7 separate regions of the Homo sapiens genome follow, and regions 1, 2, 3, 5, 6 and 7 are each linked to region 4. The links are chromatin loops, found by intact Hi-C in ENCODE. Cell type or tissue: HCT116. All regions are shown on one strand. Region 1 overlaps TMEM131L (transmembrane 131 like). Region 2 overlaps RNF175 (ring finger protein 175). Region 3 has its middle 33 kb from the start of TMEM131L. Region 4 has its middle 61 kb from the start of TRIM2. Region 5 overlaps TRIM2 (tripartite motif containing 2). Region 6 has its middle 41 kb from the start of TLR2. Region 7 holds the start of TRIM2 (tripartite motif containing 2).

What was found. Hi-C counts contacts between places; a loop is a spot of excess contacts. Peaks named below come from ENCODE experiments on the same cell type or tissue, not always from the same donor. Only the 100,000 strongest peaks of a DNase experiment are listed, where the experiment ranks them.
Region 1: it touches region 4 in a loop (10-fold over the local background); 70 of 110 quality-filtered maps call a loop at or near these places.
Region 2: it touches region 4 in a loop (8-fold over the local background); 22 of 110 quality-filtered maps call a loop at or near these places.
Region 3: it touches region 4 in a loop (9-fold over the local background); 12 of 110 quality-filtered maps call a loop at or near these places.
Region 5: it touches region 4 in a loop (12-fold over the local background); 99 of 110 quality-filtered maps call a loop at or near these places.
Region 6: it touches region 4 in a loop (12-fold over the local background); 28 of 110 quality-filtered maps call a loop at or near these places.
Region 7: it touches region 4 in a loop (4-fold over the local background); 40 of 110 quality-filtered maps call a loop at or near these places.

The regions. Positions count from the first base shown.
Region 1 is chr4:153,574,391-153,578,390 of GRCh38, reverse strand. All of the region lies in intron 7 of TMEM131L (transmembrane 131 like), which reads right to left. Among named protein-coding and RNA genes, the nearest start is that of TLR2, 110 kb to the left of the region's middle. In HCT116, CTCF peaks have their summits at 2,013 (motif pointing right) and 3,831 (motif pointing right); DNase peaks (open chromatin) are centred at 2,050 and 3,840; H3K27ac peaks cover 115 bases.
Region 2 is chr4:153,747,967-153,751,966 of GRCh38, reverse strand. It overlaps RNF175 (ring finger protein 175), which reads left to right. Exons shown (of 9, transcript NM_173662.4): 2 at 492-529; 3 at 3,181-3,322. Among named protein-coding and RNA genes, the nearest start is that of RNF175, 10 kb to the left of the region's middle. RefSeq lists a silencer at 1,496-1,790. In HCT116, a CTCF peak has its summit at 1,549 (motif pointing right); a DNase peak (open chromatin) is centred at 1,586.
Region 3 is chr4:153,431,437-153,435,436 of GRCh38, reverse strand. No RefSeq gene overlaps it. Among named protein-coding and RNA genes, the nearest start is that of TMEM131L, 33 kb to the left of the region's middle. RefSeq lists an enhancer at 2,089-2,278. In HCT116, a CTCF peak has its summit at 2,186; a DNase peak (open chromatin) is centred at 2,196; H3K4me3 peaks cover 734 bases; H3K27ac peaks cover 1,439 bases.
Region 4 is chr4:153,140,945-153,144,944 of GRCh38, reverse strand. No RefSeq gene overlaps it. Among named protein-coding and RNA genes, the nearest start is that of TRIM2, 61 kb to the left of the region's middle. In HCT116, a CTCF peak has its summit at 1,824 (motif pointing left); DNase peaks (open chromatin) are centred at 1,114, 1,584 and 1,814; H3K27ac peaks cover 576 bases.
Region 5 is chr4:153,317,152-153,321,151 of GRCh38, reverse strand. The region is part of intron 8 of TRIM2 (tripartite motif containing 2); the gene reads right to left. Among named protein-coding and RNA genes, the nearest start is that of MND1, 26 kb to the left of the region's middle. In HCT116, a CTCF peak has its summit at 2,257; a DNase peak (open chromatin) is centred at 2,271.
Region 6 is chr4:153,641,232-153,645,231 of GRCh38, reverse strand. It overlaps the pseudogene LOC100419170. Among named protein-coding and RNA genes, the nearest start is that of TLR2, 41 kb to the left of the region's middle. RefSeq lists a silencer at 1,548-1,617. In HCT116, a CTCF peak has its summit at 1,620 (motif pointing right); a DNase peak (open chromatin) is centred at 1,621.
Region 7 is chr4:153,203,929-153,207,928 of GRCh38, reverse strand. TRIM2 (tripartite motif containing 2) reads right to left here and starts at 3,486. Exons shown (of 12, transcript NM_015271.5): 1 at 3,369-3,486. The coding sequence starts at 3,398. RefSeq lists an enhancer at 1,030-1,935. In HCT116, a CTCF peak has its summit at 172 (motif pointing left); DNase peaks (open chromatin) are centred at 1,998, 2,775 and 3,548; H3K4me3 peaks cover 2,480 bases; H3K27ac peaks cover 2,847 bases.

The DNA of each region.
Region 1 (4,000 bases), 430 kb before region 4:
AGAGTGAAACTCCGTCTCAAAAAAAAATAAAATACTTGTTATACTGCCCAGGCTGAAGCACAGTGGCAATTCACAGGCACAATCATAGCGCAATGCAGCCTCAAACTCCTGGCCTCAAGCGATCCTCCCACCTCAGCCTCCTGAGTAGCTGGGACTACAAGCGTGCACTACCATGCCCAGCTCTGAAACTGCTTTAACTAAGGTTACAAATGATCCTCACACGGCCAAATCCAACAGAAACTTCTCCTTTTGTTCACCACTCTCCCTGCTGCCACCAGCCCCCTGTCCTGTTACAGCCTGAACCACTTGTCCCTCTCGGTTTTTCTTTCTCTCTGGTTCCTCTGCCAGCTGTTGCTCCTTTAACCATCAGACACTGAGTTATGCTGGATGCTGCCTATGCCCTCTTCACTCTCTCCCAGGGGAGCTTGTTGGCATGCTGAACCCTCCCACATCGATTCCCCTAGCTTAGTCCTCTCCATACCTATATGTCCAACCAGTGACTGGGCATCCACCTGAATCTTCACACACCCCAACCTGGCCACCTTTGCTGTGTGCCTCATCTTAGCACCATTATTCATCAACCCTATCATTATTTATCCAGTTGTTTAAGCCAGAAACCTGAAAACCCCTTTCACTTCAGCTTCTCATACTCTCCTCAAACAAATCCATAACCAAGTCATACTGATTGTACCTCCTTCATGAGCCCTTAAACCCACTCACTTCTCCTCTTTCTTAATAAATACCCCAGATATCAGGGGTTAGCAAACTATGCCCACAGGTTAAATCCAGTTTGCTGCTTATTTTTGTCAGCAAAGTTTTATTGGAACACAGCCATGCCCGTTCCTTTATGGACTGTCTACTATTGCCTTCGTGCTATGATAGCAGAGTTGAGTACTTGCAACAGAGACTGTACAGCCTACAAAGTCAAAATAAATACTCTAACACCACAAAACTACACAAAAAAATGATGGTGCAGTAACTTCCTCTTAGTCTCCCTGCATCCACCTCTGCCCTTTCCACTCCATTCTCCACACTGCACCAAGAGTGAATTTACCCATATACAAATCTGGTCATGCCACTATTTGCTTAAAACTCTTCAAAGACTTCTCACTTGGCAAAAGTCCCAAATCCTCTGCTGTCGCTATAAAACTCCGGCACCTGCCTAGTCTCGACCTCCCTGCGCATGCTCCAACCTCACTGGTCTCGTTTCTGCTCTGCTTGCCTCAACACCTTTGAATTTTCTGTCCCTTTGCCTTGCACCCACTCCTCCAACCCACCCACCTCTCCACCTAGCTAAATCTGATTTATGCTTCATGTCCTGGCTTAAATACCCTCTCAGACACCACAGCAACTTCTACCTGACCTTTTGTAACACTTCTCACAACAACATGGTCAAGGTCTACCTACGCCAGGAGATTCTAAGCATCTCGTGCTTCGAATGCACAATGCCTATCACTTCATCAGCACTCAATAAACAGCTGATGAGTGGATAGAGGTGGGCATACAGCCACAGATGCTAGGGAATCAGCTTGAAAAGGGCAAGAGAAGCTTGAAAAGGGCAAGAAACAGAAAATAGTAAACGGTGCCTACAAAATAAAAGAATAAAAACCTAACAGTGTGTATTTCTGATCTGAAACTTTCAAAAAATGTTTAAAGAAAAAAATCATATTAACACACTTTTAAAGTACACATTTATAAGTTTTTTTTTTTTTTTTAAGAAATCTACAACAATTTAACTATGTTAAGGTCTTAACCTGACAAGGCAATTCTCTACCCTACAATATTTCTTCAAATGAAAAGATGTTAAAAGTTCACACTCATATTAACAGTTTTTGACACAATTAACAACCCTATTTCGCAGAGTAATTTGCTATGATTTAAAGCCTAATATTTTGTCATTCTTAGTAAATCTCTGGACGGATATATTTATAACTTGCCATTTTAATTAAGATTCTTCTATTAGCGAGAGGCATTTTAAAAATCACTATTTTGTTTCTTTTGTTGTAGGACATATTTCAGAATCCCACAAGGGGGAGTTCTAGCACCTCCAAACTGCCCTTCAGAAGTATGCTAATTTTTCTAAAAGAAAAAGTTTCAAGTCCATATCTTTCTCAAAAGAACAAAACAATTGGGCCGGGCGCGGTGGCCAACGCCTGTAATCCCAGCACTCTGGGAGGCCGAGGCAGGCAGATCACGAGGTCAGGAGATCAAGACCATCCTGGCTAACATGGTGAAACCCTGTCTCTACTAAAAAATACAAAAAATCAGCCGGGCATGGTGGCGGGCGCCTGTAGTCCCAGCTACTCGGGAGGCTGAGGCAGGAGAATGGCGTGAACCTGGGAGGCAGAGCTTGCAGTGAGCCGAGATCGGGCCACTGCACTCCAACCTGGGCAACAGCGTGAGACTTCATCTCAAAAAAAAAAAAAGAACAAAACAATAGCAATATTAACTTGATAAAAAAGAAACTCTAACCAAAATGTTAGCCAGGGGGCAACCACATACTAGGGTTACAAGTTCCCCAACTGTCCCCAACTGAGCACACTGTGTGACAACAGGACACGCCCTCATCCAGAGTGAGCCTGGGCTGATTAGACAGGAAAAACAAATAAAAACGTAATTCTCTAGTTTTGAAACCTCCCATACTCCTTTAACAAATCAGATCAGATATTTTATAGAAAAAAGAAAAAGTAACTCTATAAACAACTTTTTCTTAAGTAGTCTTCATTGAAAGTATTAATATAGTTTATATATTTCATATTATTTCATATAAAGTATTATCCCCTTTTAGAAGATGGGGGAAATTGTGGCTTGGAGGGGTTAAGAGACTTATCAAAGATCTTGGGGCTAGGTAGTAGAAAAACAGAAAAAAAAATCAGGTTTTTCAACTGCAGTCAGTACTTTTTTAACAAATTAAAATAGATCAAATCTGTTTCTCCTAGGTACCTAAAGGCCTAAAAATCCATCAACACAGGGATATATATTAGAAAACCATACCAAGATAAAATGCAAAGGTCAAGAAAATAGAAATGTTAAAACTCCTTTTGTATGTCATGTATTTCCACAGTTTTGTGGTGAAGAAGTATGAATTTAGGGAACTGGATACTAGAGAGAAAGGAATCATCTCCCTTCACTTGCTAAGGAATTGCTGGTGCCCTGGGCCACAAGAAGGGTGTGATTTGGGGGGACTGTGTGCAATTAAACAGGAAAGGAAATAACAGACTTAAAGTATTAAGTCATTCTGATGTCTTATCAACAAGAGTAAAGCACAGCCTAATAAATAAATATATTTGAGAATCTATATTAATCCAGACAGAATGAACAAGAGGCTTGATGTTCCTGGTAATAACCACATGAAACCTTTTTATTTAAGGACTACAACTTATGAAATATGAAAGAATTACTTAGACAAATCCCAATCTTAGATTCTGTATTTCTCAGACATCTTTCTCCCCTTTCACAATTTTGAATGCTAAATATTAGAAGTCATTATAAAAGTAAATCTCGGCCGGGCGCAGTGGCTCACACCTGTAATCTCGGCACTTTGGGAGGCCAAGGAGGGCGGATCACTCGAGGTCAAGAATTTGAGACCAGCCTGTCCAACATGGTGAAACCCTGTCTCTAGTAAAAATACAAAAATTTGCTGGGCATGGTGGCACACGCCTGTAATCTCAGCTTCTCGGGAGGCTGAAGCTGGGGAATTGCTTGAACCCGGGAGGCGGAGCTGCAACTGCACCATTGCACTCCAGCCTGGGTAACAGAGTCCATCTCAAAAAGACAAGAAAAAGTAAATCTCTTATGCCAACATATGCATCTGGAACACTGATTCTGTATAAGCCATCTGACTGCTCCAGCAGGTGGCCCCCACACACAGTATTATGCACATGGCAAATGATCTTGTATAAAATGAGAGCTATCTTGGGTGCCTTCCACATAACACTCAGATTCTATAACCACACTCCTAATTTAGTGTTTCCTGCATAACAGCAGGCTCAGCTGAGTT
Region 2 (4,000 bases), 610 kb before region 4:
CTCCAAATCAACGGAGCCTCTGCTCAGCTCTGTCTCTGAAACTTTGAACTTGGAAATGATATTTACTCACTGACATTGGAGATATTTACTCACTGCAATCATTTAAGATACCAGCAAAACAGATGGTTTTTAGGGATGCTCAGACTCACACTTCATATCCTAGAAGCCAGAGTAGCATGGCCTATTGGGAGACCACTCTCTGTAACTTTGACTGATTTGCCAAAACAAAACCACAGAAATGGAGCCTCATCTGATTCTCTGATCCAGGAACAGGATCAAATATTTATTAATAGTGACCTGATTACTCTTTTTTTGTTTGTGTTGTTTTAGTTCTGTAAGCAAATTATTTTACTAGGACTTTTATCCCAAATTATTCAAATACTATGTGACATTGTTATTTTTCATGGTCTGGGTTTCCCATATATTGCTTTCACAGAAAAACCAAGAAAATAAGGACATTTTTTGATAAGGGCCCTTTTTATGTTTTTCAGCTCTCTCATACAAAGCTTTCTGCAGAAGACACATGGAAGTAAGTAATTAGTATTTTTTAAGAGTTGTTTTGCTAAAAATTAGATTTTTATCTTAACAGTTGAGAAAATGAATGAAGTCATCATTTTATTTGTAAATTTTCCAGGATAGAGAAGATGGGGTAGGATACACAAATACTACAGACCAAAATGCATGGATTTCATCTGTTTTCTACAGCATGATCTGTAGAAAAAGATCATGCAGTCCCACAAAGGTGGATTAATATATCCTTCAAAATATGGCTGTGTCAAGTTACTATTTATTTTAGGCACAAGATACACTGGTTTTGTTCCTATACCATTGCCCCTGTGTTCTGGTGCATACTGTAGGGCCATTGGGCCCTGTGAGCACCACATGAAGTGAAATAAGAATGAAAAGCTCCTCCTTTTTTGTATTACAGGAGTCAATTTTGGATATATTCCTACTCAAAAAGGAAAATACTTACTACATTTGTACACCAATATATACTTTTCAAAGTACTTCAACATAGGCTAACCAATTTGAGATGCATTTTTATTATAGATTAATCTCATATAACAGATTAATAGATTAATCTCATAAAGCATATTTTATTTTATATCTATGCAAATCCTATTTTAGACTGATGATGAAGTCACTCTTTTATCTATATGCCGTAAGTTCAAAGTCTGTTAATTATATAGAATATTAAACAGCTATTTTAGATTTGGAGCTGTATAAACCACAACTAAGCACTTGTATTCTTTTCATTTTTCTTCCCATATCTTCAGGGGAACAAGTTTGTTTTTTTGCTTGTTTGTTTAAATGAGCTTCTAGAAATCATTCCTGTCTCCTGAGCTCAGCTTCCAATAGAGAGACTAAGAGCCACGTAATTTTATTCAAGTTGCTTACCTGATATGGATTTCATCTTCGTCATTTGATAAATGAGGGAGATTCATTCCATCTATGGTAACTTCCAGCACTGACATTCTGAGAATCCCTCTCAAAGAAACTGAACTTGAGCAGTATTTACTGGGCTCTGTGGGCTGATTTCTACACCTTTTCCAGCAGGGGGCACCCTTGGGATTTGGATGAGACCCTTTTCTGAGGCATTCACTGCTCTTTGGAGTAGCTGTAGAAATGCTGGCAGAGGGAGAGAACCCAACCCACATACCCATCAAGTGCCTTTAAAAGGTCACTATCTCACGGCACAGACTGTTACCCTGTGGTGTTTTCTGGGTGGTACATTAGCTAACTGCATATTGTAACTAGACGTAAGTGGAAACTTAAGAGATTTTGTGACTGATGGTGCCACACTAGGGATGAAAGATAATGATAACCAGTATTTAGAAAGTAACTGACAGCATTCATGATTTTTCCCCATGTTCACTCATCTTGACCCTGGGCCTCTTTCTCTTCTGCTAGGCTTGTGGTTCTCAATCTTGGCTGCCCCTTAAAATCACATGGGATGCCTGAAAAATTCCTGATGTCACATCCCATTCTGCAAATCTGTATTAATTTGCTAGGAATACCATAACAAAATACCACAGAATAGGTGGCTTAAAAATCAGAAATTTATTTTCTCACAGTTCTGGAGGCTGAAAGTCCAAGATTAAGGTGCTGGCAGGTTTTGGTTGGCATGTTGAAGTACAGGGGATTAGGACATCAGTGTATGAATTTTGAGAGGGTGAAATTCAGCCCCCAACACCCAGAAATGGTCATCTAATTGATCTGGATATGGGGGGTTAAGATTTTTTTAAAGCTTCCCAGTGTTTCCTAACTTACAGACAAGGTCAAGAACGACTGCTCTAGGTTTTCATCGAGGCTACCCCAGAACGTTAAAAGAGATGACAAACTATTTTGTTGATTTTCTCTACAATTGTGCAAAACTAAGCATCCAGCTAAAATGGGAACATTCAGCCATCATGGGAATGTCTGTGCATGTCTAAGATAATACTTAAGCCTATTCTTTCTCTCTATTATAGTCCTGTAACAATTTATACAACTCATTCAGAAGCTTTCCATTGCCCCCTGGATAATATTCTCTCCTCTGGCATAAGCACCATCTGCAGGGTTTCCTTTTACTTGAAATAGTAGCAAATGATTTAAAATTACCAACGTTTGACTGTTTTTGACTTTCAAAAATTGAAGTTTCATATGATGCAGCTCAATAATAATTATTCCTTATATAGACACAAATAAAATAACATGTGCTTTATAGTCTTACAACAACCTTGTCAGTTACAGAAGGATGGTTATTTGAAATTTGCAAATGAGGAAACTGAGGCTCAGAGAGGATAAATGACTTCCCCAAGGTTGTGAGGCAATGAAGTGGCAGATCAGGGACTGGACCCCAGGTCTTCCTGGGGCTCATTACTTTTTTTAGCCCCATCACTTAACTTAAAAGACAAGGCTGAGGCCAACCACATGGGAAAGCAAAGGAACTGGTTTTGCTAAGAAAGTCAGGCTCCTCCTCCCAGCTGCTCCTTCTCCAGATCTAGGGAAAGGGAAGAAACCAAGAAAAACTTAGAAAAACTTTACAATCAAAGCTTACCAACCCTTATATTTGAAATCCCCTGTTGCTTTTTGTAAGCCAAACCTGTTTTTTGTTTTTTTGTTTTTTGTTTTTTGTTTTTTTTGCTAAATGCGCAAGGTTGAGGGCTTTTTCAGATGACCTCATTTTGCTGGTTCCAGCCTGCAGCAGGAGAGGATGTACAAGATGCACCGGGGCCACGATTCCATGCACGTGGAAATGATCTTGATCTTCCTCTGCGTTCTGGTCATTGCCCAGATAGTGCTGGTTCAGTGGAGACAGAGGCATGGCCGATCCTACAATGTGAGTCATCCCCGTGGCTGCTGGGAGCCTGCTCCAGCTTGTATCAGCTTGACTGTTTTTTTCCAGGACATGTTCTCCCTTGGTTAGCACTTTGAAGGAACTGCCTTGGTTTAAGTCAGTGGTTCTCAACCAAGTGCAATTTCACTCCCAGGAGACATTTGGCAATGTCTGGAAACATTTTTGACTGTCAAGACTTGTGGGGGGTGAAAAGGGGGAGGGGAGTTGCAACTGGCACCTGGTGGATAGAGGCCAGGGATGCTGGTAAACATCCTCCAATGCAGAACAGCTCCCCACAACAAAAATTATCTGGCCTAAAATGTCAATGGTGCCAAGACTGAAAAACCCTGGTTTAAGTAAACCAGTTTTCCCTTCATGCATGAACAACTTCTGCCAACAGTCCAGGAAAAGGAGGATTAGAATAGCCAAAAGAAATGGTTTAGGGTGTCTGCTATGGTTTGAATGTATCCCCCAAAGTTCTTGTGTTGGAGATTTAATCCCCAATGCAACAGTGCTGGGAGGTGGGGCCTAATAAGAGGCGATTTGGCCATAAGGGCTCTGCCCTTGTGAATGGATTAATGCCATTAATTATTGTGGGAGTGGGTTTATTATAAAAACATGAATGTGGACCCATTTTCTCTCTCATTCTCTCTTGCCCTCTCACCTTCTGCCATGAGATGA
Region 3 (4,000 bases), 290 kb before region 4:
TGAGGCAGGAGAAGCTTGAACCCGGGAGGAGGAGGTTGCAGTGAGCCGAGATCGCACCACTGCACTCCAGCCTGGACGACAAGAGTGAGACTCCCTCTCAAAAAACAAAACAAAAGGAAACACAACAACAACAACAACAACAAAAATCCCACCCTAGAAAGTAAGAGGACTTTGAACAATGCTACCTTGAAGCCCAGCTCCAGCCTCCTTTTGCAACCTAATGAATGCTAAAAAGCCTATTCAATGCTGTGGCAGTTTTTTTGTTTTGTTTTGTTTTTTTGAGATGGAGTCTTGCTCTTGTCACACAGGCTGGAGTGCAAGTGGCGCGATCTCGGCTCACTGCAACCTCCACCTTCCTGGGTTCAAGCGATTGTCCTGCCTCAGCCTCCCAAGTAGCTGGGATTACAGGAGCCCGCCACCAAGCCCAGCTGATTTTTTTTTTTTTTTGTATTTTTAGTAGAGACGGGGTTTCGCCATGTTGGCTAGGCTGGTCTCAAACTCCTGACCTCGTGATCTGCCTGCCTCGGCCTCCCAAAGTGCTGGGATTACAGGTGTGAGCCACCGTGCCCGGCCGTGCTGTGGCAGTTTTAAAAAAATGATGTGGATATGCAATTTTTTTAGAAAATGATTTTTAATATCATGTCTCCCTTTAAAAAGTGTAGGCGCATTCAGCCTAAAAAAGGAAATTCTGACACCTGCTACATCATGGGTGAACATTATGCATTATTGAATAATCACAAGGGCCAAATTCTGTATGATTCCAATCATTCGAGGTACCTACAGTAGTCAGTTCATGTGACAGAAAGTAGAATGGTGGTTGCCACGGGCTGGGGAGAGGGGGGAATGGGGAGTTATTGTTAATGGGTACAGAGTTTCAGTTTGGGAAGAGGAAAATAGTTGTGGAGATGGATGGTGGGATGGCTGCACAATGTGAATGTACTTGATGCCATTGAACCGCACACTTAAAAATGGTTAAAATGGTAGATTTTACTCATATATATTTAACCACAAAGTAAAACATTTTTTTAAAGTGTAGGCCTTCATCTGGTGACAGTTCATTTGCTGGCTCATTTCTAGATATTTTAACTGGGTGGTAATTTATGTCTGGTTCTTATAACATAATGTAAGACCCATAATTTGGTTTAGCTCTTAGTTAATATCTTTTGAATTGCAACTGGGGACTTGACAGTGGCTTTCTTGAAACACACCTGCAGTTTGCAAGCTGCCTGCAGCAGGTAAAAATGCGCAGTTTATTTTTATGATTAGCCTTGAGCAAGAGCTGATTAAATGCTTGATAAAATAAGTTCTTGGAAGACTTGATTTACATGGTGCTTTCCTCCTGCTTTCCCACCCCCTTTCCTTCCCTCATGAATACCACATAAAAAGCGGCAGTTTGTAATTTTTTCTCCTTTTTCAAGTATTAGTATCAAAGTAGAATGGGACCTTCATGCTTCTTCTGAACACAGTCGGGCTGCATTCCACTCTGGGAACACTCCCTCCTACCGTTTCAACCTAGGCAATCCCCTATCAAGGAAAGGGCAACTTACCCAGTCTCAAAATCAGAGTCTAAGCACAAATAGGACATTTCCTTTGTACCTTTCCCCAAACATGATGGTTTCTTTTGGGGAAGGGGTGTTGGGGAGCACACTGGGAAATAAAGCCTTCTGGTCCCCAAGTTCCTCTTTCAATTTCTGTGGTTTTCACTTCCCCTCCCATAAGAAATCCCCACGTGGGAGTAATGCTTTCTCCTCTTCCTTCCCTGTCATTTCCCTTTCATTTCTCCCCGACACCTCTCCTGGGTTTGTCTACCTGCTACTGCTACTTTCTCTGCCTTCACATCTTTATTTTTCATTTGTTTATTTTTTAGAGGCAAGATCTCACTGTGTTGCCCAAGGTGGCCTCAAACTCCTGGGCTCAAGCAGTCCTCCTACCTCAACCTCCCAAGTAGCTGGGACTACAGGCACGCCATGCTTGGCTGTCTTCATGTCTTGAGTTCCATTTCAAAAAAGGCATTGGCAGGCTGTCTTTATACCAAACACAATGCTCTACTTTCAGTATTACTCTTCATATTTGCAGTTCTCATTGGTCATTCTTGGCACTTTTTCACACCACAGACCTTGGGCGAGAATTTCCGGTTTCCCTTCTGGCTGCTTTCATTTGCTCTCCACCACCAGAGTTCTCTGGCGCTCTCTGGCTACTCACAGAGGAATTTCACAGAGGAGGTTGTGCCTCCCGCTGTTTCTCTGGAGCTACGGGTCCCCATTTCACCTCAACGGTGGCTTTTCGAAAAGTAAAAATGAAATAGAGCTTTATTGCGTAAGTTACCTCTGAAGCCAAAAACCTCATTAGGGCCTTCAAAAATTCCTGTCAAAAATTCCAATCCTGTGGCTCATACCTGTAATCCCAGCTACCCAGGAGGCTGAGTCAGGAGAATTGCTTGAGGCCAGGAGTTCAAGACCAGCCCGGTCAACCTAGTGAGATTCTGTCTCTATAATTTTTTTTTTTTTAATTAGCCAGGCATGGTGCAGCTGGCCTGTAGTCCTATGTACTTGGGAGGCTGAGGTGGAAGGATCCCTTGAGCCCAGGAGTTGGAGGCTGCAGTGAGCCATGCCAGTGCCACAGCATTCCAGCCTGGGTGAAAGAGTGAGATGCTGGCTCAAAAAAATAAAAATAAATAAAAATAAAAACATAAAAAAATTCCAGCACTTTGGGAGGCCGAGGTATGCAGATCATCTAAGGTCAGGAGTTTGAGACCAGCCTGGCCAACATGTAAAACCCCTTCTCTACCAAAAAATACAAAATTAGCCAGGTGTAGTGGTATGCCCTTGTAGTACCAGCTACTCAGGAGGCCAAGGCAGGAGAATCGCCTGAACCCAGGAAGTGGAGGTTGCAGTGAGTCAACATCATACCACTGAACTCCAGCCTAGGTGATACAGTGAGACTCTGTCTCAAAAAAAAAAAAAAAAAAATTCCAAACCTATCCCCTACATGAGCTTCTAAGCCTCATCTCAGTTGACTCTGTTTAAATGACTCTGACTTGGACTGAAAACCCACCCCTCCTGTATCTTTTCATTATAGGGTGGTGGCATGGTTAACCCTCATTCATTCACACCCCGCTATTCCAAAGTGTGTAGAATTGCCTGGACATGCTACACTAAAGTTTATTTCTGCACTTTGTTTTTCTTTTTTGCTTGCTTGTTCGAGACAGGTTCTTGGTCACCACAGCCTCAACCTCTTGGGCTCAAGTGACCCTCCTTCCTCAGCACCCCCAGTAGCTGGGACTACAAGCCCATGCTACCATGCTCAGCTAATTTTTTTTTTTTTTTTTTGTAAAGACAGGGTTTTATTATGTTGCCAAGGCTGGTCTCGAACTCCTGGGCTCAAGCAATCCTCCTGCCTCAGCCTCCTAAAGTGCTGGGATTACAGGTGTGAACCACTATGCCTGGCTTGCATTTTCTGTGTTTTGTTTTGTTTTGTTTTTTTGAGACGCAGTCTTGCTCTGTCACCCAGGCTGGAGTGCAGTGGCATGATCTTGGCTCACTGCAACCTCTGCCCCCTGGGTTTAAGTGATTCTCCTGCCTCAGCCTCTCAAGTAGCTGGGACTACAGGCGCGTGCTACCACGCCCAGCTAATTTTGGCATTTTTAGTAGAGACGGGGTTTCATCATGTTGGCCAGGATGGTCTCAGTCTCTTGACCTTGTGATCTGCCTGCCTTGGCCTCCCAAAGTGCTGGGATTACAGGTGTAAACCACGGCGGCTGGACTTAATTATTTATTTATTTATTTATTTTTTCTTTTTGACATGGAGTCTCACTTTGTCACCGAGACTGGAGTACGGCAGCACGATCTCGGCTCACTGCAACCTCTGCTTTCCCGGGTTGAAGTGATTCTCGTGCATCAGCCTCCTGAGTAGCTGGGATTATGGGCGTATGCCACCATACCCAGCTGATTTTTGTATTTTTAGTAGAGACAAGGTTTCGCCATGTTGGCCAGGCTGGTTT
Region 4 (4,000 bases):
AATACTACTTACCAAGAGAAATACACAGACTCCTGACATGCATCACAAGAAGAAATCTCAGAAGCACCATGTTACATGACAGACTACATATGATTTAATTTATAGGAAATTTTAGAAAAAGCGAAACAGGAGGCAGATCAGTGGATGCCTGGGGTCAGAAGGTAGCGGGAAGGGACTGGCTGTAAAGGGGTACAAGGGAACTTCAGGAGTGATGGACGTGTGCTATGTCATGATGTGGTGGCAGTGACAGGACTCTATACATTTGTCAATACTCATTGAATTGTACAGTTAAAATCAGCGAATTTCATTGTATGTAAATTATAACAACAAAATTGGCAAAACAGTCTTTTTTAAATACTTCATTCAGCAGTTTAAGATGCTCTATATTGGGAGTTTCTCTACACATTTAATTCACAAAATTCACGTGAGACTTTCTTAACATGCCTAAATATGTCTATATTTTAACCGATAGCACTTACTGTAGGTGGGCTTGCATAGGTATTTGATGATTACCTAGCTCCCTTGTGCTAGACCGTAAACCCAAGTGGACAGGCCACCATTGTACCCATACCTGGCACATACTGGGCCTTTAAGAAATATTTGTTGAATAAATGCATAACCCCTCCCCCAGAGCAAATCTGAACACTGGAAAATCTGATTATACATCTTTCCTCCAGCTGATCTCTGATTACCTTCGATTTCATTACTAAAATCTTTTCTGAGCCACAAATGAAAGTGGGAGAGTTAGAAATCTTTCATTTAACCCCATTATGTTATAGAAACCACTTATCCTGGCTGCATTTATCTGGGCTGCATGCCCAGTGTGCACTCAAGAGTGTCACCATATGGGCTGAGATGGAGGACATTCAGCAGCCAAGGGCTGCGTCTGTGGGCTGCTGTGTCTGACCTCGCTGATCTCCTTCCATTTCCAGTCTTCTTTTGTTACCACAGACTAAGCATCCTATTTCACCTCAAGGCTTAAATCCAAGGTTTTCCTTTTAATGCATACATAATTCGTCTAAGCATTAAAACATAGTATTAGTCAGAGGGCAATGTGATTGGAATCAGGTGAGAAATCAATGGAAGCCAAAGAATGCAGAGGCCTTTGGGCTGGAGCCAACAGCCCCTTCGGAGAGGACTGAGGCCAGGAAGGCACCAGACGTTTCTCTGTTTAGGGAATGAATTACATCATCCATTCATTTGACCTTGGTCTTCAGTTACTTATCTATAAATGCCACACCCTCCTCCTTTCCAGGTCAGAACCAAGGTGCAAAAATGCCAAATGCCAAAATCCTTCCTGGTTATTGTGATCGATCAACAGGAAAAAAACAAAACAAAAAATAACAACAACAAAACACACACACAAGAATCAGGCATTTCTCTTGTCTTTGTATAGAAATCTGTAAGCACAAATTGTATAAATTTGGTGGCTTCTCTTAAAATGTAATGTAGTACACATTGGCTATTTGATACCCTGCATCTATATTCTCTCCTGGATACAAGAACACAGATTTCAAGAGTGAATTTGGCTTGAGTGGGACTGAACCCTCCCCAAGTGCCTGGAGTGGTTTCTGGCTGGCTTAAACCAATGGGCACACCCACCATGGCCCCAAGCCAAATGGACTGGTTTGGAGACTGGCACTACCAAATCAGAGGCAACAAGCCAGGAGGACATTTGCCGGGGCTTTTGGGAAGAATAAACCTATTTTATAGTAGCTCTGAAAAAGAGACCACCCTTTTTACCCGAATGGTGAATTTTGGAGCAGCTACAGCCTTTTTCCAGTAATCGAGATCCTGGAGCAGCCTCTGGGGCCACCTTGTGGAATCTGTGGATAAAGCCAACACCATATAAAGCAGATTGAGGACAGAAGGCAGGCTGTTGGTGACATTTTTTGAGCTGCTGGATCAAATGTCACCTGAAATTATTACCTTTAGAGTTTTAGTTACCATTAAGTCAATAAACTACCTTTCTCTTATAGGCCAGCCTGGTTTCAATTTCCTTTTGTATTTTGTGCAAATCACTTTCATTTGTAATTTTTTTAAAAAATTTTTATTTATTTATTTATTTATTTATTTATTTTATTTATTTATTTTTTGAGACAAGGTCTTCCTCTGTTGCCCAGGCTAGAGTGCAGTGGCGCCATCTCAGCTCACTGCAACCTCCGCATCCCAGGTTCAAGCAATTCTCGTGCCTCAGTCACTGAGTAGTGGGGATTACAGGTGTGTGTCAACACACCCGGCTAATTTTTGTGTTTTTAGTAGAGACGGGGTTTCGCCATGTTGCCCAGGCTGGTCTTGAACTCCTGAACTCAAGTGATCTGCCTGCCTCGGCCTCCCAAAGTGCTGGGATTACAGGCGTGAGCCACCATGGCTGGCCAAGTCTGTTCTTAACCAGTTCTCCATACTCTTCTCAAGTCAAACCTGTCTACCACAGTTGAAATCATTCCAGTATTTCATCCAAACAACAGTCATTCATTACTACCTTACCCTAATCCAACCGGAGATCATGAAAGCTCTTTTCTGTAAATGAACCACCCTCCACCTGCCCTGAAATTCCTGCCACTCTTTGTCTCTCAGGGCTGACACAGAGGAGGAGAGAACTCCTTGCAGAAGTGGGAAAGTTGTGGGTTTGGAGATTCACACTTTGCTTTCCCACCCATCAGTTAAAATCTTGGGCACCCTCAGTCGGAAATCTCCCTTTCGCAGACCAAAGCAGGCAGCTCCTTTGGAGAAGCCTAGAGCCCTTCCACCTCCTCTTCATTTCTGTGGCTGCCTGGCAGCTGCTGGCTGCACACCTGTGCACAGGGCTCCATTGTTTTCCCTGTGCACTTGTCTCATGCTTTCTCTTAAAATGTTGCCCCTTCTCATTCTTGAAGCACAAAAGCACATAGCATGGGTCTAATATATTGTCAACAATTTTTTTTTTGAAATAGAAAGAAAGAGGCTGGGCATGGTGGTTCATGCCTGTAATCCCGGCACTTTGGGAGGCCAAGGCGGGTGGATCACCTGAGGTCAGGATTCCGAGACTAGCCTGGCCAACATGGCAAAACCCTGTCTCTACTAAAAATACATATTAGCCGGGCATGGTAGCACATGCCTGTAATCCCAGCTACTCTGGAGGCTGAGGCAGAAGAATCACTTGAACCCAGGAGGCAGAGGTTTCAGTGAGCTGAGATGTATCACTGCGCTCCAGTGTGGACTACAGAGCAAGACTCTGTTAAAGCAAAAAAAAAAAAGAAAGAAAGGGAAGGGAAGGGAAGGGAGGAGGGAGGGAGGGAGGGAGGGAAGGTAGGAAGGAAGGAATGAAGGGAGGGAGGGAGGGAGGGAAGGAAGGAAGGAAAAGAAGAAAGAAAGAAAAAGAAAGAAAGAAAGAGAAAGAAGGAAAGAAGGAGAAAGAAAGAGAAAGAAAGAAAACAGAAAGAAAGAAAGAGGAAAAGAAAGAAAAGTATTTGAACAGCAGTGTGGTCTGTCACTGGCTGGCTGGTTCCGCAAGGGGAACTGGGATTTTTGCAAGCACCTACCCAGCTCCTCTATGCATGTCTTTTTTTTTGAGCTGCCCCACACTCTAGTAGGCAGGTATCTTATTCCTATTTTACAGATGGGGAGACAGGAGGACTTGCCCAGGGTCACAGAGCAGTGGTGTGGCCACTCTTTGAACCAGGCTGTGTGGTTCTAATGCTTAGGCTCTCATACTGCACCACCCAGGGAAAAGCCAGGACTGTGGGCTGGGGGCAGCTGGGCCTTCAGGTTGAGAATGAGAAGCACTGCCGTACCAAAGGCCACCAGGATTGCCAATCAAAGCAGGAATTAAGTCCCCACGTGGCACCTAATAAAAGGCTGAGGAGAGCATGGCCTTAGAGTCAGGAGCAACAGGGAGGCCAGGCACAGTGGTTCGTGCCTATAATTCCAGGACTTTGGGAGGCTGAGGTGGGAGGATGGCTTGAGCCCAGGAGTTTGAGACCAGCCTGGGCAACATAGGGAAACCCTGTCTTTAAAAAAA
Region 5 (4,000 bases), 180 kb before region 4:
ACTTGGGAGAATTCAATTAGGCCATCTCAGAATGCATGTGAAGTGAAAACTTGATGACGCCACAGCAGACAAGGAAGGCGAAGGACCACCCCAGGTGAGGAAACAGCAGGAAGGAATGTATGTTAAGTCAGGGAAACTATAAGAACCACAGTTCTCCCTGGCACCCAGGCTTGACGTGTTGGAGGGAAGCAGATCTATGTGTTTTTATGAAAGAACTCTTCGCCGGGCGCGGTGGCTCACACCTGTAATCCCAGCACTTTGGGAGGCCGAGGTGGGTGGATAACTTGAGGTCAGGAGTTCGAGACCAGTTGGCCAAGGTGGTGAAACCCCATCTCTACTAAAAATACAAAAATTAGCTGGGTGTGGTGGTGGGTGCCTATAATTCCAGCTACTCAGGAGGCTGAGGCAGGAGAATCACTTGAACCTGGGAGATGAAGGTTGCAGTTAGCCAAGGTCGCGCCACCTCACTCCAGCCTGGGTGACAGAGCGAGACTCTGTCTCGAAAACAACAACAACAACAAAAACTCTCAGACATGCTATTAAACAAATTAAGGTAAGGAACAATGAGTGTAGTCTGAGTCCACATGTGTTATATGTGTGCATGTATGTACATAGACTTCTGGAAGGAAAAGTGAGAAATCAGCGTCTATATCTTAGAAAACCCAAAAAGTTATATTCTCATAGGTTATGCTTTAGCCTTCTTATTTTATCTCTCTATATTAGTGCTGTCTGATAGAAATATAATGTGAACCACATATGTATTTTTAAATTTTCTAGTAGCAGGATGGGACTTTGCATGATGGGGACTTTAGACTTTATATGCTCCTTTTATTCTTCTAAGTTTATAAATGATGAAGATTCAGATTTCATCTCTTTAGAGCAAAGGAACACAATTACTTAGGAAAGAAACAGTGGTTTTCTTGGCAAGAGGAACTGCTGTGTAAATTTGATTCTGATTCTCCAATCTAGCCCAAAGATCAAAGAGGCTATAACACAATGGTGGGTAAAGAAATGGCATTTGTTGTTTCATGTCTAAATGGAGGGTAAGTCAGCAGAGATCAAAAGGGAGAGAAGGCACTTCGATGATTAAAACAAGAATGTCATTACTACCTAACATTATGAACACTTGTAGTTGCTTAGATGACTCAACCAAATAATATCAAATGGATAATTATCTAGAATAAAAAGAGAAAATAAAGGGTTACTTCCATTCTATCATGTAGTGACAACTAGGGCAGATCTGAAAGAATAACTTAAACATTGAACCAAAATTTCTTTACACTTCCCTTCATCACTCCTAGTTTAGCTGCACTGGATTCAACCAAGTGAAAGGTAAGAATCCCTGCATTTCCCTGATTGTGTCAACCCCATCTTAAACAGAATAGTAAACAACAAAAAATATATATATATATTTTTTTTTTGAGACAGAGTTTTGCTCTTGTTGCCCAGGCTGGAGTGCAATGGCGCAATCTCAGCTCATTGCAACCTCTGCCTCCCGGGTTCAAGTGATCCTCCTGCCTCAGCCTCCCGAGTAGCTGGGATTACAGGCGCCCATCACCATGCCCAGATAATTTTTTGTGTTTTTAGTAGAGATGGGATTTCACCATGTTGGCCAGGCTGGTCTTGAACTCCTGACCTCAGGTGATTTGCCCGCTGCGGCCTCCCAAGGTGCTGGGATTACAGATGTGAGCCACTGTGCCCGGCCCAGCAAAAATATTTTAACCCTGCCTTTGGAATGGTTTAATCAGGGTATTTAACTCAACAAATAGTTCCTTAAATTGAACAGGAAAGAGATGAGATATTTTAGAGTAAGGTGGCCAGAGGTGTTTCCATTTGTTTGGATAGAAAAGGTTTCTAGATGGGCTGGAAGATAGGAGGCAGTGGGGAAGATAGAATAAATTCAGAGGAGGCAGAGAGAAATAAAAATTAGGGCTAATAAATTGGTGAATAAAAGAAAAGGAGATAAGATGTTACATCTCTGGAACTACTAGGAATAAATACAAAGAGTCTACACTGGTGTTAAACGTGTGTCTTTCTCAGCACTTGTTTAATTTTACTGAGTCCCACCAAAGAAGAAAAAGAAGAAAATAAGTATCTCTGTCTATACCTGTGGATATTCCACTTGGATGAACTCCTGTGAGGGTCCTAAAGTGTTTTTACATGCTATCCTTTTACCCTTTGGGTTTTGATCAACACCTATCATAGAAGAGGGTATTGCTGAAACTACACCACCTCCACTCCCCCAATCCTCTAGGGGGCATGAGTGTTCTTTAGAGTTTATTCTCATTATTACCTTTAATATTCCAACTCTAAGAACCCAGTTCTTCTAAGAGTGTCTATTACAGATAGACTATTGAACCACTGAACAAAAAATGCTTAGAGAGCCCTTCTTCCTTAGACATAAAACTCCTGTCTCCGTAAGTGAACCTATTTTAGTATTAGCTTCTGAATTTACAAAGACAGATCACGGTTTTGCTAGAGTATAAAACATAAACAAATGGGTTGCCTCCAAACTATATAAACATTTTCAAGATATTCAAGATATAAATATTCACATTAAACTTGTCATATTTGGGTATGTCTTACCACATATACAATTATTAAAATGCAAAAAAGGGGGAAGAAGTTAGAGCTACAGAAAGGCAGGAGATTTTTATATATATGTGGTCATCATACAGAGCCATTAAATTTCTAGTGAAACCAAAAATTCAAGGGTGATTGAAGAATTGCATGCAATATTATGGAATAAAAAATGACAGTTTTTCAGTCTCCAAAATTGACAAGATGCTGCCTCACACAAAACAGAGGCTCAAATCTGAGAGTTTCACAATTACGTAACTCATTTCATTAAAACAATGAGGGGACTACAGCAGTCTGAAGACTTTAAAAAGGAAAACAGAAATTCTTCCAGAAAGAAACCAATAAGTACACTTTGAGTAATCTTTAGAATTCCAGATTGGATTATGAAAAGCAGCATCTCCAAACTCCTAGACAAAGTGATGACCACCAGGTGCCTGCATGAGGACATGAAGCCCAGATCACAGCTGACCAAACAAGACTTCATTTTTTGGACAGGGTTACTAGCGGCATGGAAAAGAACATTCATTTCTTAGATCCTTATTTTGTATGTGGCACATAAAATCTCATTTAGTCTTTGCTTAAATCCTATGAGATAGGTCTTTTTTTTCTTTTGAGACAGGGTCTTACTCTGTCACCTAGGCTGCAGTGCACAGGTGTAGTCACGGGTGACTGCAGCCTCTAACTTCTGGGCTCAAGCAATCCTCCCACCTCAGCCTCCCAAGTGGCTGGGACTACAGGCCTGTGCAACCACACCTGGCTAATTTTATTTTTTGTAGAGGCAGGGTCTTGCCATGTTTCCCAGGCTGGTCTTGAACTCCTGGGCTCAAGCAATCCTCCTGCTTCAGCTTCCCAAAGTGCTGGGATTGCAGGCATGAGCCACCATGCCCAGGCAAGATAGATCTTTTTTTTTTTTTTTCTTTTTGAGACAGAGTCTTGCTTTGTCGCCCAGGCTGGAGTGCAGTGGCACGATCTTGGCTCACTGCAAGCTCCGCCTCCCGGGGTTCACACCATTCTGCTGTCTCAGCCTCCCCAGCAGCTGGGACTACAGGTGCACGCCACCACGGCCGGCTAATTTTTTTGTATTTTTAGTAGAGACGGGGTTTCACCGTGTTAGCCAGGATGGTCTCGATCTCCTGACCTTGTGATCCGCCCGCCTCGGCCTCCCAAAGTGCTGGGATTACAGGCTGAGCCACTGCGCCTGGCCAAGATAGATCTTTTTTAAATCAAAATTTTAAAAACAAGGCTATTGAAGCTCAAGGAAGTTACGATTTGCAGATGGCCAAACAGTAATAAGCTGGGATGGCAATGTGTTGATCTGAGTTAAAACTCATGTTATCAACAGAAATAGAAGCCTCTAGTAGGCTGGACAGGGAAATATATAAGGCATAATGCGGCCAGGCGTGGTGGCTCACGCCTGTAA
Region 6 (4,000 bases), 500 kb before region 4:
TATGGTAGCAATAGAAAATTAATACCTTGTTTTTGTTTTTTAATTTGGTCATTCTTGAAATCAAAGAGAAACCTTCATTTTCAACAAAACTGCCTAGAAAAGATGGTTCATTGATCCACTATGAGCAAATCTTTCACAACATACAGCACCAAAATATAAATTTAAAAAATTAAACACACATCCTACCCCTCACACACACACATATCTCCCAAAGGCCACATGACCTAGATGAAAGGAGAAAAAAAAGCAAACTCAATACCCTCACACAAAAGTAGTCTTTGAATCAGGATTTATAAATGTATATGTTTTTTCCTATGAGTAAAGCAAACAGAAGAAAAACAAAAAATCAAAGGAGGTTGGGCACATAGCTCAAGCCTGTAATCCCAGCACTTTGGGAGGCCAAGGCAGGAGAATCACTCGAGCCCAGGAGTTCAAGACCAACCTAGGCAACAAAGTGAGACCCCATGTCTCTACAGTAAGAATACAAAAATTAGCCGAGTATGGTGGTGCATGCCTGTAGTCCTAGCTACTCAGAGGCTGAGGTGGGAAGATCACTTGAGCCCAGGAATTTGAGACCAGCCTAGGCAATATAGTAAGACTCTGTCTCTATAAGAAATAAGGAATTAGCTGGGTGTGGTGGCACATTCTTGTGATCCCAGCTACTTGGGAGGCTGAGGTGGGAGGATTACTCGAGCCCTGGAGGTTGAGTCTGCAGTGAGCCAAAATTGTGCTGCTGCACTCCAGCCTAGGCAACAGAGTGAGACCCTGTCCTTTAAAAAAAAAAAAAGCTGGGCTGAGGGGGCCCACCAAAGGGGTAAGGAAAAACTTATAGATGAAGGCCTCACAAGACTTAATACATAGACAGCATCACTGTGCATTATCTCAGACTTTTTCACAAGGTATTCAATCCTGCCTGTCATTCTTTATATTCAGGAAATACTAAAGTAAGAAAAGTGATTTTTTCTTTTCTTTTCTTTTTTTTTTGAGATGGAGTCTCACTCTGTCACCCAAGCTGGAGTGCAATGGCGCAATCTTGGCCAACTGCAACCTCTGCCTTCCGGGTTGAAGCAATTCTCCTGCTTCAGCTTCCCGAGTAGCTGGGATTACAGGCATGCACCACCACAGCCAGCTAAGTTTTGTATTTTAGTACAGACGAGGTTTCACTATGTTGTCCAGGAGGGTCTCAAACTCCTGACCTCAAGTGATCTGCCCGCCTTAGCCTCCCAAAGTGCTGGAATTACAAGCGTGAGCCACCATGCCTGGTCGATTAACTTTTAATAGACCATGCATTTAGGTTAATTATTTCTCTGGTTAAAAGCACTCCACAAAAATAGAGTTAGAAATAAATTTTAAAAGGAGGTGTATTTCTTTTTCTTGTTTGATAATATTTTATTGATTATAATGTTTTCTTGGTTTTTGCTTGTCTTTTATATAGAATAAACAGTTTAGCTTGGACTTGTGTAATAACATAATAAAATGTAAAAATTGACGCTATTAAAGGACTTAAACAATAAAATGATGGAAAGTAGTAGGTAGATTCTGCATGATAAGAAGCATATCCACAGCTCTGAATAGCTGAGCAAGTCTACAGGACTTTTCCTATGTTCATATTAATCACTAGGGGGCAACATAGACTATACCTTTAATAATCACATATCACAGTCAGATTGCGGATACAGGAAGTGAAAGCAGAGACATGAGTGGCAGAAGTCAGGAAGATAAAAGCTGCAACTAAAATCATCAGTTAATTTTGTGAACTGCATGAAACCATCAGTAACCAGTTATTTTAGTAGGATAACCTACTGAGTGAAGTCTTAGGAGCTTTCTCTTTTTATTTTTTATTTATATTTTTTTGTAGAGACAAAGTCTCCCTATGTTGCCCAGGCTGGTCTCCAACTCCTGGCCTCAAGCAATCCTCCCACCTCACCCTCTCAAGTAAAAGATTTTTCTTTTAATTTTTGAAGGAAATCAAGTAGACATGATCATTGTGCTCTGAAAGTCATGCACAGAATCATGTAGCGCATTAAAAAGTCATGAAAAATGGAATCCTTTTTTTTTTTTATCAAGCATACCTATCAATTACACATCAGTACAATCACTTTTTTTCTGTCCAGAGTGCCCAATCAATGTATCAATGTGGCCTTGTTTTAGTTTCCTTTTTTTTTTTTTTTTTTTTTTTAAAGAGATAGGGTCTCACTTTGTTGCCCAGACTGGTCTCAAACTCCTGGCCTCAAGTTATCCTCCCACCATGGCCTCCCAAATCACTGGAATTATAGGTGTGAGCTACCGCACAGCCAGTTTTGTTCTTTACATTGTATAATATACATGACATGAGTCATGTCATCCTTGCTCAGCTTCAAAAAACATGAAGGAAGCTTCCAAATGGGGAAAGAGCCAGTAATGGAGGGAAAATAAAACACCACCTTAGGAATTGTGTTTTTGATTTTCATACTTACTAGTAATTTTTTAAATATGTTTATATCTACCCAATGTTTTGGTTGTATGTGTTTTAATTATTAAATGCTATAAATCTATTTTGGGAGAAAGTTAGTTACAATAATGAATGCATTTAAAAAAACACTAATACCTAATTGTTGTGCATATCTTTTGCTATTTTCCTTAGAAGTTACTTCCTGGAAGTTCTTAAGGTGCATGACATATATGGCCAACCAATTTATAATCCCATCCCACAATGTATAAAAGTGCCTGCCTCACTTGCCCCCACCAGTACTGAGGCCCAATTTTATATTTTTCCTGTTGTTTCATGTTCTTTCATTTAAATTGACCATAGCAATTTTATGGAACAATAATGTTACCGAAACACCAGTTCAGTCTAGGCCCCATTGCTCACCAGAGAGGCAATCGCTAAGATGACAAGCGTTGCCAGGGAAGAAGCCTTTATTGCATTACGGGTGATGTCAGCCGAAGAAACAGAAGCCAAACCTCCAATCCGTTCCTTCCCCAAGCCTAAAGTTAAGGATTTATATAGCAAGGAAGGAAAACAGGCGGGGCAAGGGAGCAGACAGTTGAATGAGGAGTCTAGTGTCTCATTGTAACCACTGTGGGGAAATGGGAATTAGAGAGGGGTAAGGAAGAGGAGTCGGTCAGCAGGTAGCAGTGCGTTTCACTGTAAGTTCTCAAGCTTCAGTTCTATGGGCACCCCGCTTGTGGGAAAATTTGGTCAGTTTCAATAAGAGTAGTCAATTAGGGGTGCTATGTGCCAAACACCATCCAAACGCTAATTCATTAAACTTCACAACTGCATGAGGTATGTTGCTATTATCATCCCCGTTTTACAGAAGAGGAAACTGAGGCACGGAGAGGTTAAGTATGTGGTGAAGCTGGAGTTAGAATCCAGGCAGCCTGGCCCCAAAGAATATGCTGTTTAATGGAGCCTCTACTAAAATGGAAAGTTCTAGAAACCAGCAGTGGTTTTTCTCCCCGCCTCCTTTATTACTCAGGTGGTTCTCATTTCCCCCAGCATGAGCATAATCCAGTGTGTAATAATCATCACGTGGATGTCTATACATGGTGACTGGTGTGTGAAAGTTCACATTGTAAGGACTGTAGTCCTGTCTTTGCCTGTGGTACTTCGTCTCACAACCATAGGATAATTGAAATATTCTCTAGTAATTAAAACTCACTTCTGGCCGGGCAAGGTGGCTCACGCCCGTAATCCCAACACTCTGAGAGGGTGAGGAGGGCAGATCACTTGAGCCCAGGAGTTCAAGACCAGCCTGGCAACATGGCAAAACCCCGTCTCTACAAAAAATACAGAAATAAAAAATTAGCCGGACGTGATGGCTTGCACCTGTAATCCCAGCTACTTGGGAGGCTGAGATGGGAAGATCACTTAAGCCCAGGAGTTGGAGGCTGCAGTGAGCCATGATCACACCACTACACTCCACCCTGGGCAACAGAGTGAGACTCTGTCTCAGAAAAAACGACTCGTTTCTTTAACCACTGGGTAATTGTATCCTTCCCCATACTTTTTCCTTCA
Region 7 (4,000 bases), 63 kb before region 4:
CTCAAGGGTGATTTCAAACCATGTTTAACTTACGGCTCATGAGTTCCTCCGGGGAGATTTCTGTCAGATCTAAAGTCATAGACAGAAGCTAGAATGGACTTTGAAGATCATGCCTCAGGACAGATAGAAAACCGTGACCCTGAGGGACTCCCTTTTCCAGAGCCACCTGCTGGCCAGTCCCGGATGGAGACCAGAACGCTGATGTCCAGCCCGCCCTTCTTTCCACTGCACTGCATTCTCTTAGCATTTCCTTTATCCAATGTCACCAGTAAATCAGAGAGACATTTGGTAAACTTAGATGGTATTTAGGACTGTCGTTAGATGCTGGTAGCAGTCATAATAAAATAATTAATATTCACTGAATATTTGCTGTGCACTGAGTGCTGTATAAGGAACTTTGATGCATGACCACATTTAAACCTCACAATCATCCAGTGAAACAGATTGTCATCCCATTATTTGGCTGAAGGAATACAGACTTAGGGAGATTTGGTAACTTGCCCAATAACATATAAGTAAAACAACGAAAGTGAGGCTGGACTCCAGGTTCGTCTGAATCAAAGCTCTTGCTCTTAACCCCTTGTTTTTAAACCCGTGTTCTTTGGCTTCTGCCTCTGTGTGTCGTCTGTCCCCCATCGGCCACCGCACCGCATAGGCCTACCAGTGTGGCTGGCCCTTCCTGGAATTTAGCGAATTTTACAGATAAGGGAACTGGGGCACAGAGAGGTTAGGGAACTTGCACAGAGTTACACAGTGAGTAAGTGACCTGAAGTGTGAATCATGAGGAAGGTGTGATATTGTGATTTATAATAAGAAATATATATTTGGTCTTGTCTCTGCTTCCTGGCACATAGTTCTTAAAATCCTTGCAATTGGCTGGGCATGGGGGCATGCACCTGTAATCCCAGCACTTTGGTAGGCTGAGGCGGGAGGATCTGGAGGATCGCTTGAGCCCAAGGGGTCAAGGCTGCAGTGAGCCATGATCATGCCACTGCACTCCAGCCTGGGTGACGGAGCAAGACCCTGTCTCAAATTTAAAAAAGAAAGAAAGAAAACCCCTTGGAATGTACAAAGTGATAAAGAGCCTTTTTGTATGCTAATGAGATGATTGACGACTGAGGGCTCCCAGATTGCCTCTGGAGGGGGCTGGTTGCCAGGGGAACCAAGCAAGTGATTAGAGAGTTGGAACTTTCAGCCCCTTTCTCCCTACTCCACCCATACACACCCCCTGACCCTGTTTCCAGGGAGCAAAGAGGGGCAGGAGGTTGACTCAATCACCGATGGCCAATGGTTTGATCAATCATGCCTTTGTAATGAGGCCTCCATAAAAACCCAAAGGAGCGGGTCTGGAGGGCTTCTGGATAGCTGAACACATGGAGACGCTGGGAGAGTGGCGCCCGGAGAGGACATGAAAGCTCCAAGACCCTCCCTAGCCATCTCTTCACCTGGCTGTATGTATTCATTCAACTGTATCCTTTGTAATACCCTTTATAATAAACTGGTAAATGGAATTAAGTGTCTCCCTGAGTTCCGTGAGCTATGCTAACAAAACAGTGACCCCAAGAAGTCAATCTCTGACTTACAGCACAAAGTTAGACAAAGTTACACAGCTTGTAATCTACCTGAGGAAGGATCGTGAGAACTTCTCATGGATAGCCAGCTAGTCAGAAGCACAAGTGACAACCTTCAGCCTGCAACTGGCCTCTGAGGTCGGGGCAGCCTGGTAGGACTGAGCCCTTAAACCTCAGGGTCTGCACTCACTGCAGTTAGTGTCAGAATTGAGTTAAACTGTGGGACACCTACTTAGGTGGGAAGGTGAGAATGCATTGACCTGACCAAATGGGATTTGTGAGGCCTGCGGTGGGCCTGGAGGGTGAATGATGCACACCTGTCCTTTCCCTTTGGAGCCTCCACCCCACCTGGGAGAGTCAAAAGTTCACTGGCAGAGTCAGAATTTCCATTCCTTGTCAGGACCTCCTCGTGGGGTGACTCATCCCTCTCCAGGGCTCTAGGACCGCACCAGGAGAACCTGGCCTCACTTAGAGACTGCCTGTTTTCATACAATGGGTTCAAGCATTCATGTTGCTTGGCGTCAAATTCATTTGAAAAACACCCTTTGTATTCTGACTTAATACCTCCAGGATCCGCAAACAGCATGGTGGCTTTAAACAAGGTGTACCTAGATAATAGATACAAGTTGAGGGAATTTGGAGAGGTGGGGAGACTTTCAAAGCATTAAATGTATTAAAGTCCCATGGTTCACCTCTAGCTTTATGTAAAAATTAAACCTCACCTTTTCATTTTATCAGGCTCCTGTCGATAACAAACACAAACCGCAAGTTCACTGACTCCACACCACGGGGCTCACCAGAAACTTATCTGATCAAAGCTGCCGTAGGTGATTCTTTTTTTCAGCAGGAGGAGGAGGACTTTCTAAAGCAACTCCCAGGACTCGAGATGTTGTAGCCCCCTCCCCACCTTACAGGTCGCAATGACAGCACAACCCTTTCCTTGCCCTTTGCGCACCCCGTGAGCTACGACAGGTGCCTCACTGAGCACCGAATGGGCCAGCCAAGAGATAAAGCAGGCACCAAAGACCGGTGCCTGAGTGGTTTTCCACCCTCACCCATTCACACCCCGGAAACCAGCAAGCACCCCGAGGTGTGGCTGGCTGAGCCCACATCAGGCTTCACCCCCGACTCACATGGCGTCCCCAGGCTCTGCTGACTTCTCACTTGGGTAGTCAAGGACAAACGCTCTATTCACCTGGGGCTATTTCTTCATTCCACAGTCGCACGGCAGAGGGACATAGTACCCTTTGAGCACTTTTATGGGGCAGTAAAACTTTACAGTCTCCTGTCTGCTCTAAACTGTTCCCACATTTCTGAATAGACCTATTTATAACATGCAAGACTACTACAGTTTGCCCTTTGAAAATACTAGCAGATATTAGGTCCTTTCAAATGGGGTCGACTGAGTTACATCGGCTAGCAGCTGGCTTACAGAAACCCCGGAGAGGCCCAGCTAAGCTCCTGACTGTGACTACCTATGTTAGGAAATAAAACAGCATTTGAGTCTCACAACATCACTGGAACTGGCCTTATGCTTTGCCACATTCATGTTGCTTTGGTGTCAAATCCAGCTGTGTCTCTCCCTCGATTTTTTGCTTCCTTACTCCCTTCCTGCCTGGATTAACAGAGCTCACTGTGAGCTTTGTCAGCAAATCCCAGTCTTTTCCTTCCCTCTTCTGCAGGGAAAAAATTAAAACCAGGAAAAAGTAGCAACCCAATCACAACTTGTTTCTCCCAGCCCCGGATTAACCAGCTGGCCCAGAAAAAGAATTATCCCACATTGAGAAGCGTCCTTACCTGCGTTCCATAACGGCCACTCCTGTGCATCGAAGACCAGAGCCAGCCTCCTCCAATCTGGGGACTTAGCTCCCCGCAGCCCGCAGACAACTGGGCCCATTATAGTCATCAAGCTGCCGAGTTAAAGGGTGGCCCTTACTAAAATATAAACAGCTAGTCAGCACAAGCCAAAGGGGCGGGGCTACAGTATCAGGGGACAATGAGAGCCAATGATCAGCCTCTTTGGGCTCTGTTTGCTTAAGATATTGTGTTTCATTCCGAAGTAGGGGAGACGGGAATGAGAAACACTGAAGAGTAAGGGCTGAGTTATCATCTTTACAGCCCCCAGTAGGAAAAGCGTCCAAGTTGAAAAGTTTAAATCACTGCCCACAGAAGACCAATTTCAGGAAAGTGTTTGTAGACTGCACACATAATAATATGTATTTTTAAAGCCACAGATATTTATGTTGCATTAGCTATCTGTTGTCTTCCGGGGTTAATAAATGTGGTATTCATGAGGTCAACGGGAGTTTTTCAACCAAAGAACAAAGGCCAAGAAAGTTAGTTTGATGACATGCTTATTTTATTGAATATACTATCTGATCAGGAGCACTCACCTCATCTACAGAGCAAACACTTGTTTGATTGGCACA